2 separate regions of the Homo sapiens genome follow, and region 2 is linked to region 1. Evidence: read pairs that join two places in POLR2A ChIA-PET (ENCODE). Cell type or tissue: CD4-positive, alpha-beta T cell. All regions are shown on one strand. Each heading gives the region's core, and the rest is flanking DNA. Links, peaks and the distances in the headings are about the cores only. Region 1 has its middle 11 kb from the start of LINC01816. Region 2 overlaps ARHGAP25 (Rho GTPase activating protein 25).

Evidence for each region. ChIA-PET counts read pairs that join two places held together with the same protein. Peaks named below come from ENCODE experiments on the same cell type or tissue, not always from the same donor. Only the 100,000 strongest peaks of a DNase experiment are listed, where the experiment ranks them.
Region 2: POLR2A ChIA-PET joins it to region 1 with 5 read pairs; 1 of 35 experiments calls an interaction of 5 or more read pairs at or near these places.

The regions. Positions count from the first base shown.
Region 1 is chr2:70,133,802-70,139,178 of GRCh38, reverse strand. No RefSeq gene overlaps it. Among named protein-coding and RNA genes, the nearest start is that of LINC01816, 11 kb to the right of the region's middle. RefSeq lists a silencer at 1-82 and enhancers at 1-366, 367-908, 3,262-3,311, 3,372-3,431, 5,335-5,377. In CD4-positive, alpha-beta T cell, for the core only: no CTCF peak of the experiment used is centred there; DNase peaks (open chromatin) are centred at 1,448, 3,098, 3,662 and 4,918; H3K4me3 peaks cover 1,200 bases; H3K27ac peaks cover 4,228 bases.
Region 2 is chr2:68,803,608-68,808,984 of GRCh38, reverse strand. ARHGAP25 (Rho GTPase activating protein 25) reads right to left here. Exons shown (of 11, transcript NM_001007231.3): 5 at 1,505-1,712. Among named protein-coding and RNA genes, the nearest start is that of LINC01888, 26 kb to the left of the region's middle. In CD4-positive, alpha-beta T cell, for the core only: no CTCF peak of the experiment used is centred there; DNase peaks (open chromatin) are centred at 824 and 2,354; H3K27ac peaks cover 1,095 bases.

The DNA.
Region 1 (5,377 bases), core at 77-5,076:
GCTGACAAAGCGGCCCTTTCTGTCACAACATACTTATTGAAACCTGCTGGCCGGGCGGGGTGGCTCACGCCTGTAATCCCAGCACTTTGGGGGGCCGAGGCGGGTGGACCACCTGAGGTCAGGAGTACGAGACCAGCCTCAACATGGAGAAACCCCATCTCTACTAAAAATACAAAATTAAGGCTGGGCGCGGTGGCTCACGCCTGTAATCCCAGCACTTTGGGAGGCCGAGGCGGGCAGATCATGAGGTCAGGAGTTCTAGACCAGCCTGACCGACATGGTGAAACCCCGTCTCTACTAAAAATGCAAAAATGAGCTGGGCATGGAGGCACACGGCTGTAATCCCAGCTACTCGGGAGGCTGGGGCAGGAGAATCACTTGAACCTGGGAGGCGGAGGTTGCAGTGAGCCGAGACTGCGCCACTGCACTACAGCCTGGGCGACAGGGCAAGACTCCGTCTCAAAAAAACAAAAAAACAAAATTAGCTGGGCATGGTGGTGCATGCCTGTAATCCCAGCTACTCGGGAGGCTGAGGCAGGAGAATTGCTTGAACCTGGGAGGCAGAGGTTGCGGTGAGCCGAGATTGTGCCATTGCACTCCAGCCTGGGCAACAAGAGCGAAACTCCATCTCAAAAAAAAAAAAGAAAAAAGAAACCTGCAAGGCATGGGCCCTCGGGAGCTTATAGTCTAATAGGAGAGGGGCTGGAAAGTGGTTGTAATTTAGGTGAAGTTTAATCAATTGGGTTATAAACCAGTTTGGCAAACTTAACAGGAGGGGTTTGGCCATCCTTGAAAGTACCTGTGCTTCCAAGTACAGCCCTGGCAGGACCCAAGGCTAGTGGGAGACCAGGTAAGCTCCGTGAGTTCCTTGGTCAGGCTGCTGCTCCTGTTGCAGGAAAGAGGATCTTCTGCCTTAAAAAGTGAGACCTGACTTTAGGTTGGTTACTTTTGTTCTAAGTCTGCATTTTACTAAGCAATCCTTAGCCCATGGGGACATCGGCCAGTCAGGCCAGTTCAAGCGTTGCAGTCCATTTTGAATATCTGTCATTCCTCAGTGTGAGTAAATTGGCATTTGATTTATATGTCCCTCAACATTATGTGAACTCTCTAGGTGTTTGAGAGATGAGTCCCCTCGTACTGGGCCAGCCTGAAAGTGTAAGTCCCACATCTGGGTCCTTGTTTAAATTCCGCGAGGTAAGAAGTGAGGAGCTGCTGGAAAGAGGGGAAGGGGTTGGTGCAGGAAGCCAGCTTTGCTCACATTCAGGAGAATTATATTATCCACACAAGGCAGAAAGTGCTAAATTGTAGATGAATGATACATGCACTGGATGCTGTGAGTTCAGAAGAAGGTGAGATCACTGTGGGAGGTTAAGGGATGGTGCCACAGAGGAGGTGAGTAGGACTTGCAAAATGTTTGTGCTATCAGTAGATGGAGATGCAGGAGATGGAGAGGAACTACCCACTGTTTTGGTGGTTCGCCTCCACAGCTTACACAGAACATACAGTCATCTGATCTCTTAGGGACTGAGCCAATGGAAAGACATTGTGGCAGGAGAGGGAAGTGGTAGGCCTCAGACAAGGAAGGAAAAATCAACTATTTATTCACCAATTTATTTGTTCAACCTTTATTGAGTATTTTTTATGTGCCAGGCACTGAGCTGGGCCTGGGAATACAGCAATATACAAAACAAACAAAAGCCCTGCCCTCAAAAAGTTTACATTCTTTTTTTTTTTTTTTTTTTTTTTGAGATGGAGTCTGGTTCTGTCACCCAGGCTGGAGTGCAGTGGCGCAATCTCGGCTCACTGCAGCCTACAGGCATGCACCACCATGCCTGGCTAATTTTTTTTGTATTTTTAGTAGAGATGGGGTTTCACCATGTTGGCCAGAGGCTGTTCTTGAACTCCTGACCTTAAGTGATCTGCCAGCCTCGGCCTCCAAAAGTGCTGGGATTACAGGTGTGAGCCACCATGTCTGGCCAAAAGTTTACATTCCAGTGAGGAAAGAGAGAGAGACAAACAATGAATGAATGATGAACAAATGAATAAGCTATCTAGTATGTCGATAGTGACAAGTGCTACGGAGAAAATTAAAACAAGGGGGCCAGGCACGGTGGCTCACGCCTGTAATCCCAGCACTTTGGGAGGCTGAGGCTGGCAGATCACGAGGTCAGGAGATCAAGACCATCTTTGCCAACATGGTGAAACCCCGTCTCTACTAAAATACAAAAAATTAGCCGGGGGTAGTGATGGGTGCCTGTAATCCCAGCGACTTGGGAGGCTGAGGCAGGGGAATTGCTTGAACCCGGGTGGCGGAGGTTGTAGTGAATTGATATTGTGCCACCGCACTCCAGCCTGGTGACAGAGCAAGAGTCTGTCTCAAAAAAAAAAATTAATAAAAAAAACAAGGGGTGGGAGGCAGGAGGAAGTACAGAGGTTTTCCTCTAAATTTTAAATAAATTTTGTGGAAGTGAGTGATATAAAGGTAAAAGGGGGCCAGACGCGATGGCTCGCGCCTGTAATTCCAGCACTTTGGGAGGCTGAGGCGGGTGGATCACCTTAGGTCAGGAGTTAGAGACCAGTCTGGCCAACATGGTGAAACCCCGTCTCTACTAAAAATACAAAACTTAGCCAGGCGTGATGGCGGGTGCCTGTAATCCCAGCTCCTCAGTAGGCTGAGGCAGGCGAATCGTTTGAACCCGGGAGGCGGAGGTTGCGGTGAGCCGAGATCATGCCATTGCACTCCAGCCTGGGCAACAAGAGCGAAACTCCATCTCAAAAAAAAAAAAAAAAAAAAAGTAAAAGGGACACAAAATCTTTGTGATCATTTTCTGTGAGTTGGGGTAGCTAACTGACCAGGTTGTGTCCCAGGAGATAAGGCGTGTTTGTGAATATGACTCACTCCCTGGGGAAAAATAAGCCAAGATCTCCAAAAGAGAAAGCCAGAAAAGCCAGTTGCAATGATAGATGAAAATGGAATTTTACCCTAGACCCCAAATATAAACACTATATAGTTCTAAGAAAATAACAGTGTTGATGTGGTGAGATGTGATAGATCTAAGTGCAGAAGAGGAAGGAGCTGAAGACTCACTTTCTCGGCTCCTTTTCCTGCCCAGGGGGTGGAGGCTGGGCAGGGGGGAGGGGAGGAATCCAGGTCATGAGATGGGTGTGGCTGTGGAATCTGTGGAGACCACGTGTATTTCCTCAGGAGATTCCCTGTTCACAGATACAGGCATGAGCCTGGAGGGACTGCAAGTTGTGGTCTCAGGGTGACCACCTAGCTCTCCACGGCACTATTTTTTGAACCAAGAGTTTCAGAGCTATAAAGTTTATCATGCCAGAGATGAAATCGGAACACACAAAAAATTGGCATTCTGAAGACATTTTGATGGTTTATGAGAATCATGGGATAGAATAGCAGAAGGAAATAAAAGTTTGTGGTTGAGGGCAGGATGCGGTGGCTCACGCCTGTAATCCCAGCACTTTGGGAGGCCGAGGTGGGTGGATCACGAGGTCAGGAGACTGAGACCATCCTGGCTAACGTGGTGAAACCCCATCTCTACTAAAAATACAAAAAAATTAGCCGGGTGTGGTGGCGGGCAACTATAGTCCCAGCTGCTCGGGAGGCTGAGGCAGGAGGATGGTGTGAACCTGGCAGGCGGAGCTTGCAGTGAGCCGAGACTGCGCCACTGCTCTCCAGCCTGGGGGACAGCATGAGACTCTGTCTCAAAAAAAAAAAAAAAAAAAGTTTGTGATTGAGGAGTAAAGATTGAATATGGGATAGTAGGAATACTAGTGTTAACAGATAGTATCCATTGTAACCTGGCTAAGAGAGACAGCAGGCTCCCAAGAATTTGCAGTGGCCAGGCACAGTGGCCCACACCTGTTATTCCAGCACTTTGGAAGGCCAAAGCTGGAGGATTGGTTGAGCCTAGGAGTTCGAGAATAGCCTGGGTAACATAGTAAGACCTTGTCTCTACAAAAAATACAAAAATTAGCTGGGCATGGTGGCGCACGCCAGTAGTACCAGTTACTCGGAATAACAGTACCTGTTATTCCAACACTTTGGAAGGCCAAAGCTGGAGGATTGGTTGAGCCTAGGAGTTCAAGACTAGCCTGAGTAACATAAGACCCTGTCTGTACAAAACATACAAAAATTAACTGGGCATGGTGGCACACGCCAGTAGTACCAGTTACTTGGGAGGCTGAGGAGGGAGGATTGCTTGAGCCCAGGAGGTTGAGACTGCAGTGAGCCGTGATTGCACCACTGCACTCCAGCCTGAGTGACAGAGCAAGACCCTGTCTCAAAAAAAAAAAAAAAAAAAAAAAAATCCGGATGTGGTGGCTCATTTCTGTAATCCCAGCACTTTGGGAGGCGAGGCAGGCAGATCATTTGAGGTTAGGAGTTCGAGACGAGGCTGACCAACATGGTAAAACCCCATGTCTACTAAAAATATTTTAAAAATTAGCCAGGCGTGGTGGCTAATGCCTGTAGTCCCAGCTGCTCAGGAGGCTGAGGCAGATGAATTGCTTGAACCCAGGAGGCGGAAGTTGCAGTGAGCCTAGATCGCACTACTGCATTCCAGCCTGGGCAACCGAGAGACTCCGTCTAAAAAAAAAAAGTGCTCTATAGATGTCTATTGAATGAGTGAATGAATGCATTGATGAATGGATGGGTGGTCTCTCTGATCCTGAGCTTGCCATGACAAGCCTGGAGAACAGACATCTAGCCTATACCCTCCTTTTAATGGATTCCCCTTCATTGTAGGGTTCCCCCAAGGAGACAGCTACTGTTCAAAGTGTAGCCTTATACTGTTCTGCTGAGCTGATCTGCTTACACCTTACACTGTTCAATGGCAGATGGTGAGGCGTGCAGGGCCTATGGGCACTGGGGAATTCAAAGGCAATCTTCAGTCACCAACAAAATAGGGCCTACTACTTACGCGGTAATGCTTGTATACTGAGTTTGTCATGTCCTTATGACAAATTTGGACCAAGGTTGTTGGTCTGAGACAAGACCCAGTCTGCCCAGAAACTGCATGGGGCCTTCCCCAGCCCAGATTCCTTCAGTCATTTCATGCCCCCATGTTCCTGTGATCCTCTTTGCCTGGAAGAAAAACTACCCGTCATCAATGGGAATGGGTGATTTTCTACTTGCTTTTGAGCTCTATTTCATAAGCTGACAGTTTTCTGAGATTCCCAAGGACATAATGAAGCAGTTTCCCATCTGCGGGTTATCTTAATATTTTTAAGTGACAGACCTGTGTTTCAAGCCAGGATGTCCTGACAGGAAACCTGAGTAATATATTGCTCTTTCTTCCTGCTGGTGTGTTTTGGGTGGATGTGTGGGAGCCACAAATGTGTGGTAGCTTCTTGCTGC
Region 2 (5,377 bases), core at 88-5,087, 1.3 Mb after region 1:
GTGTAAAAACCCTACCCCTCACTTCTAGGGGTGGAGATGTCGCAAGGTAAGGTAATTTTCCTTCTTCCAGCCTCAAATATTTCAAAATAATCAAAGATTCCCACACCACCACCCATGCCAACTCCATAGTGCATAGGCTAGAGCCTAAGGCAGTTATTTGGCATATCCCAGCAATCACCTCTATTCCTTTTGGCACACTATATGGCATTGCTCTAGCAACAACCCACCTGTATCTTTCTTCAGGCCAAGGTTAACTGAAAACATAAAAAGAAACTGAATATAAAGGTGGTGAGCATAATGGAACAAGTGCCTGATAACAAGGTGCAGTTTATGGTGCTGCTGAAAGGTCCCTGTGTTTGATGCCAATAACGGGCTATTGTTCCAATAAGAACCCCATCTCTTGCTTCCTAGGGTGCTAAAATATAGCACCCATGGGAAATTAACTTATTAAGGGCAAGAAAGACACCCCTATGGTTGTCCAAACTACAACTGTGGCCATAAGCATGGAGAGAAACATATAGACCTCAGAGAAGCTTTGGAGGAAAAATGGGCGGCGTTGGTGATTAGAGTGAGGGGTGAGGGAGCTTCTACACAAGATGACACTTAGGTCTTCACAATTTTCTCAGAATCAACCCAACCCCATTGTCCAAAATAAGCTTAGCAACTTTCATTTTTGGAAACTGGGTAGAGTTCAGGCCCATCTTATTAAACCTTGGTTTATGGGCTGCTAATTTGGAAAGAGCAGTCAATCTTATGCCAGCAGGACAAGTTCACGCAGGCAACTGGGGTGGAGATTGCACAACATCGGGTGGGGATTTTACTAGCTGAGTGTGGCAGAGAAGGAAACCTCAGCTGAGTGGCTGGAGAAGGTGGGGAGGAAGGGGGTGGTGGGAGGAAATGTCACTATGCCTGATATGCCCCAAACAGGGCTGGGAGACCTCCACACTTAGGAATGCCAGGCGGCCAAGATATCAGGATGTGCTCCTGCAAAAGGGCTCAGAACTGAGTCAGAATCACGTAGTACTGTGATCCAGGAAACTAACAAGAAGTCCTGGTTCTAGCCACTTCTGGAATGCTAACGAAAGCCGCTGGTGCCCTTGGATATAGATCTGGTGCATTCTCCACTACACTGAGTGTTTGTACAGCTCAGCTCTTCCATGTTCCTCATCTGTCCTGAAGGGTGAGCCTCAGGCAACGTCCCATCTTTCTCCCCTCCTCTGCACATCACCTTCTCCTGTGCCTTAAACATCACCTGAATCTGCCCAGCAGGGTTCCAGTTCTGGTTCACATCATCTGTCACATAAACTATCTGCACACTCTCCTAACTGTGCTCCCGTCTCCCAAATTCCCAATCATGGGCGAAACAAAGGCTCTTTCTGTTGTAAGCCAGGGCTCTTAGAAGTCTCTATGCAAGTCCCATAGCTCAACTGGAATGGAGAGGCCCTCCCAGCCAAGCCAAGCAGAGGGGAGGGCAGAGGTGGGACACTGCAGTGGGGCAATGTACCTGTCAAAGGAGGGCCGCTCCCCAGCATCAAAAGCGTCTCTCAGCTGCTTCACCAGGTTGTCCTGCCCAGGCAGACGGAAGATGCCCTCTTCATTCCGGCCGTGCTCCAGGATGAACTCTGCACATTTCTCCACCAGGATGGGCACCAGATGGGGGCCGAATTTCTGTTCATAGGCCACAGTCTCATCCAAGCGCTGGCCAAACACTGCTGAGGAGAGAGCAAACAGAACCTGCCCGTCATTCTGTGCTTCCTTGGATGAACTATTTCTTGACTTTCTGTGTCACCTGTGTCTTCACAGGTTTTATTGCAATGATACTAGACAAAATATGGGAGATAAATCACTCAGAATATTTCCTGAAGCTATAAATAGGGGCCTGTAAATTTGAGGCAGTCTTTATCAGTCTTTTTATATTGACCCACATTTCTTACATATTTAAAATAATGGTTGGCTTTTACTGAATTCTTTTGCTAGGAATTGCACACTTTTTGTCCTTTAACCTTGACAGCAACCCCATGAGATGGTATTAATGTCACACGCACCTTACTGTTAAAGACACTGAGCCTTAGACACTTGCCAAAGTCAGGCAGCTCAGAGCATGACACAGTTGGGATTCAGGCCTAGGCAGTGAACTCCCAACAATATGCCTTAACCACGGCAGCAAGCAGGCCGTTTTGAGTTCCACTGGCGTCACAGAGTAGTAAAGCATAACACAGTATGGCATCCTCCCTTATCCACGGTCAACTGCAGTCTGAAAATATTAAATGCAAAATTCCAGAAACAAACAGTTCATAAGTTTTAAATTGCATGTCATTCTGAGTAGCATGATGAAATCTCTCGCGGTCCCGCTCGGTCCAGCCTAAGATGTGAGTCATCCCTTTGTCCAGTGTATCCACGTTATATACACTACTTGCCCAGGAGTCGCGTAGTAGTTGTCTCAGTTATACTTAGTAGTTGTCTCAGTTATAAGACTGAAAAGACATAATGTGTATAGGGTTCAGTACTACCTGAGATCTCAGGCATCCACTGCGGTCTTGAAATGTATCCCCCCAAGGATAAAGAGGGACTACTGTAGTCTATCACATAGATGTTTCATCTCACTAAACCACTGTGGCATTTAAAATAATTTAGGTTGTTTACTATGTCCTAATTATAAACATTGCCACAGCAAACACGTTCATTCACCTGGCAGAGATCCTGGAATGTATGCAGTACAATGCATAATTTCTAATTAATTAACATTTGGATGCATGAACAAAAGCGTTTCATTCTTTTGAACTATTTCCTTAGGACAAATTCCCAAGTGTAGAATTACTGGGTCAAGAGGTTTGAACATTTTTATAACTTGATGGCATGCAAATTGCTTTCCAAAAATATTTTCCCAAATTACCCTGCCTCCAGCAAAGCAAGTGTGGGCCAGCTCCACCCCAGCTCTGTCTGCGTGGAGAAACTTTGCTCCACAGTTTCCCCGCACCGGCAGTGTGAGAAGACAAATTTACAAATCAGGACAACCACTGCCTATCCATTCTCCCACCAGGCTTCCATACCCTGGAGGTTCAGAAGACAGGCCGTGGCTTCTGTCCTGTCCTGCGTGACTTTCCCTCTGCCATAATCAGGGCTCTGCTGCACCCAGCACTTCAATCCCTAGGACATCCGTTTGCAAAGTCACTTGACTCTCCCCATGATTCTCTCTCTCACGTTGGTCCCCTCCATCCCACCTCGAGTTCCTGTGGATTCCACCTGTATAGAGCTGTACCAGGCTCTTGACCCTCATGTTCTTTTCCGCTCCTACCCACTACCCAGCGTAGGCCAGCCTCCTCTCTCACCTGTAACCGCTACAGTCTCTTCTCTCTATCATGTTCGAAACCCTCCTGCTGCTTGCCTTTCTAAAGCATCATTCTGCTTGAGCGCCTTTCTCTTGGTTTTCAGTACTCATCTGCTTCTCTCCCAACTGCCACAGTGATGGTTTTCAAATAGACATTTAAAGCCCTGGCAGTTCATCAGGGACTCCTCTTTCATCACATCAGGTGTTGGGAGGTGAGAGTGTGGAATCTAGAAGGAGCTGAATAGGTGGCCTCTGTATTCCCCACTACCACCAAATCTGCTTGGCTGTTGTTCGTTTCACTTATTGCATTGCGGTGAGACTGTGATTAGATACTTCTGTGGCTAAAGTTTGAGAATCAAGGCTGGCATTCCTCAAGGCTTGGCACCCACCTGCTTTCCTGGCCTGATGTCCTGCCATGCCCCAAGAAGCAACTCACACTGACGTTTCCAAAACGTAATGCTCTGCAGTCTCCATGTCCTTGAACAGTCTCCTCCCTGTCCAGTCTGCTCTCCCCCTTCCCTGGCTGCACCAGGAGGACAAAGAGGACAAAATTCTTTTTCTCCTCCTTGGCCCCTCTCAAATATCATCATATCTGCCATGCCTTCCTGACATCCAGATGGAGGGACTACATCCTACTCTGTGCACCGTATTGTTTCTTGAATATCCCAATCCTTCCCGCACTCTGTGATCATGATTTGTATGTACCTGTGTCATCTGCATGATTGTAAGCTCCCTGCTACTGAGAATAGGAGGAAAGGCTGTTTTCATCCCCAATGTCTAGTGTAACCCCTGGCAAAAGGTAGACAGTCAACAAATTTTGCTGAAGGATTTAATGAATCAATTTGTCTTTAAGCAAGTATTTCACATGACTAATGGTTATTCGGCATTTCTTTAGTTTAAACACTAATAGGAATCTCCTTGATATATGAATTCAGCTTCCCACTAGCATGCATTGAGTGCCCTGCCATGTGCCAGCACCAGGTTCCATGGAATGGGTTGTACAGACAAGGGACATGGAAGACCTTGTTCCTGCTTTTAATGAGTTTGCCAACAAGTTATGAAAATAACATAACAGATGGACTGTCTGCCTTTGAGGGGTCACACAAAACATGGTGAGAAACAATTAGAAAATTTCAATAACCATATGGAATTAGGTTTCTATTTGTCTGTAAAAGGAGCTGGACAGATCTTTTCACCAAATTGATAGGACATGATTGAAATATTCCGACTTAAAACAGACCAGATAGCATCAGGAAAATTCTCTTTTGAGAGGTCCAGAGAGGGGCCCTTCAATGAGAGAGGCAGATGTCTCTTGGAACAGTTGAAACTCAGGCTCCAGAGGTCCACTGGACTTGATGGGGAAAGATAGCACAAACACAATGTAAGGATGTGCACAGAGAAGTCAAAGCTTTCAAATTCAAGCTCCATTTCTGAGGTCTTATAGGAGATGCTCCACCTTGCAGATGATTTGGGGCCAAGCTCCTTCTTGCACCTTAATATATGTCTAGTTCTCTAGCTTTTCTCCTCATCCCAGTCTATCAGCCTTGTCCTGCCTTCATCCTCTATTTCTCTCATGCCTCAAATGCAGCCCTTTCAATATTAATCTGACCCATACTTTTTTCTTCAACATCCCCGCCCTGCTGCTTCCTACTACCCTTTGCGTGTCTTCATCAGGCCACTGAGAACTACAAAAGACCATGCACAACCATATTGTGGAAATTTATCCTTCCAATCTCTGCAAGACACTGGTTCCAAATTTTTGCCACTCCTGTTGAGCTCCCCACCCATTCCCTCCCTTCTCTGTCTCAACAGGTGATCTTGGCTCCTCTTTCCTTCCATTATCAAATGGAGGGTTACGAGTGAACTCCCTCATCTCCAGTCCCTGCCTTTCCCATCCTTTCTCCTCTGTGTTCCTGTCTTCTCCCAGAGGAAGAAAAGGGCCCTACCTTTCATCTAGGATGATGCCTTCTTGAACTGTGGGTTCCATTCCTTCCATCTCTTCCAGTACTTACTGTTTCTCTTTGTATGTTGAAATTTTCTCTTTCAATT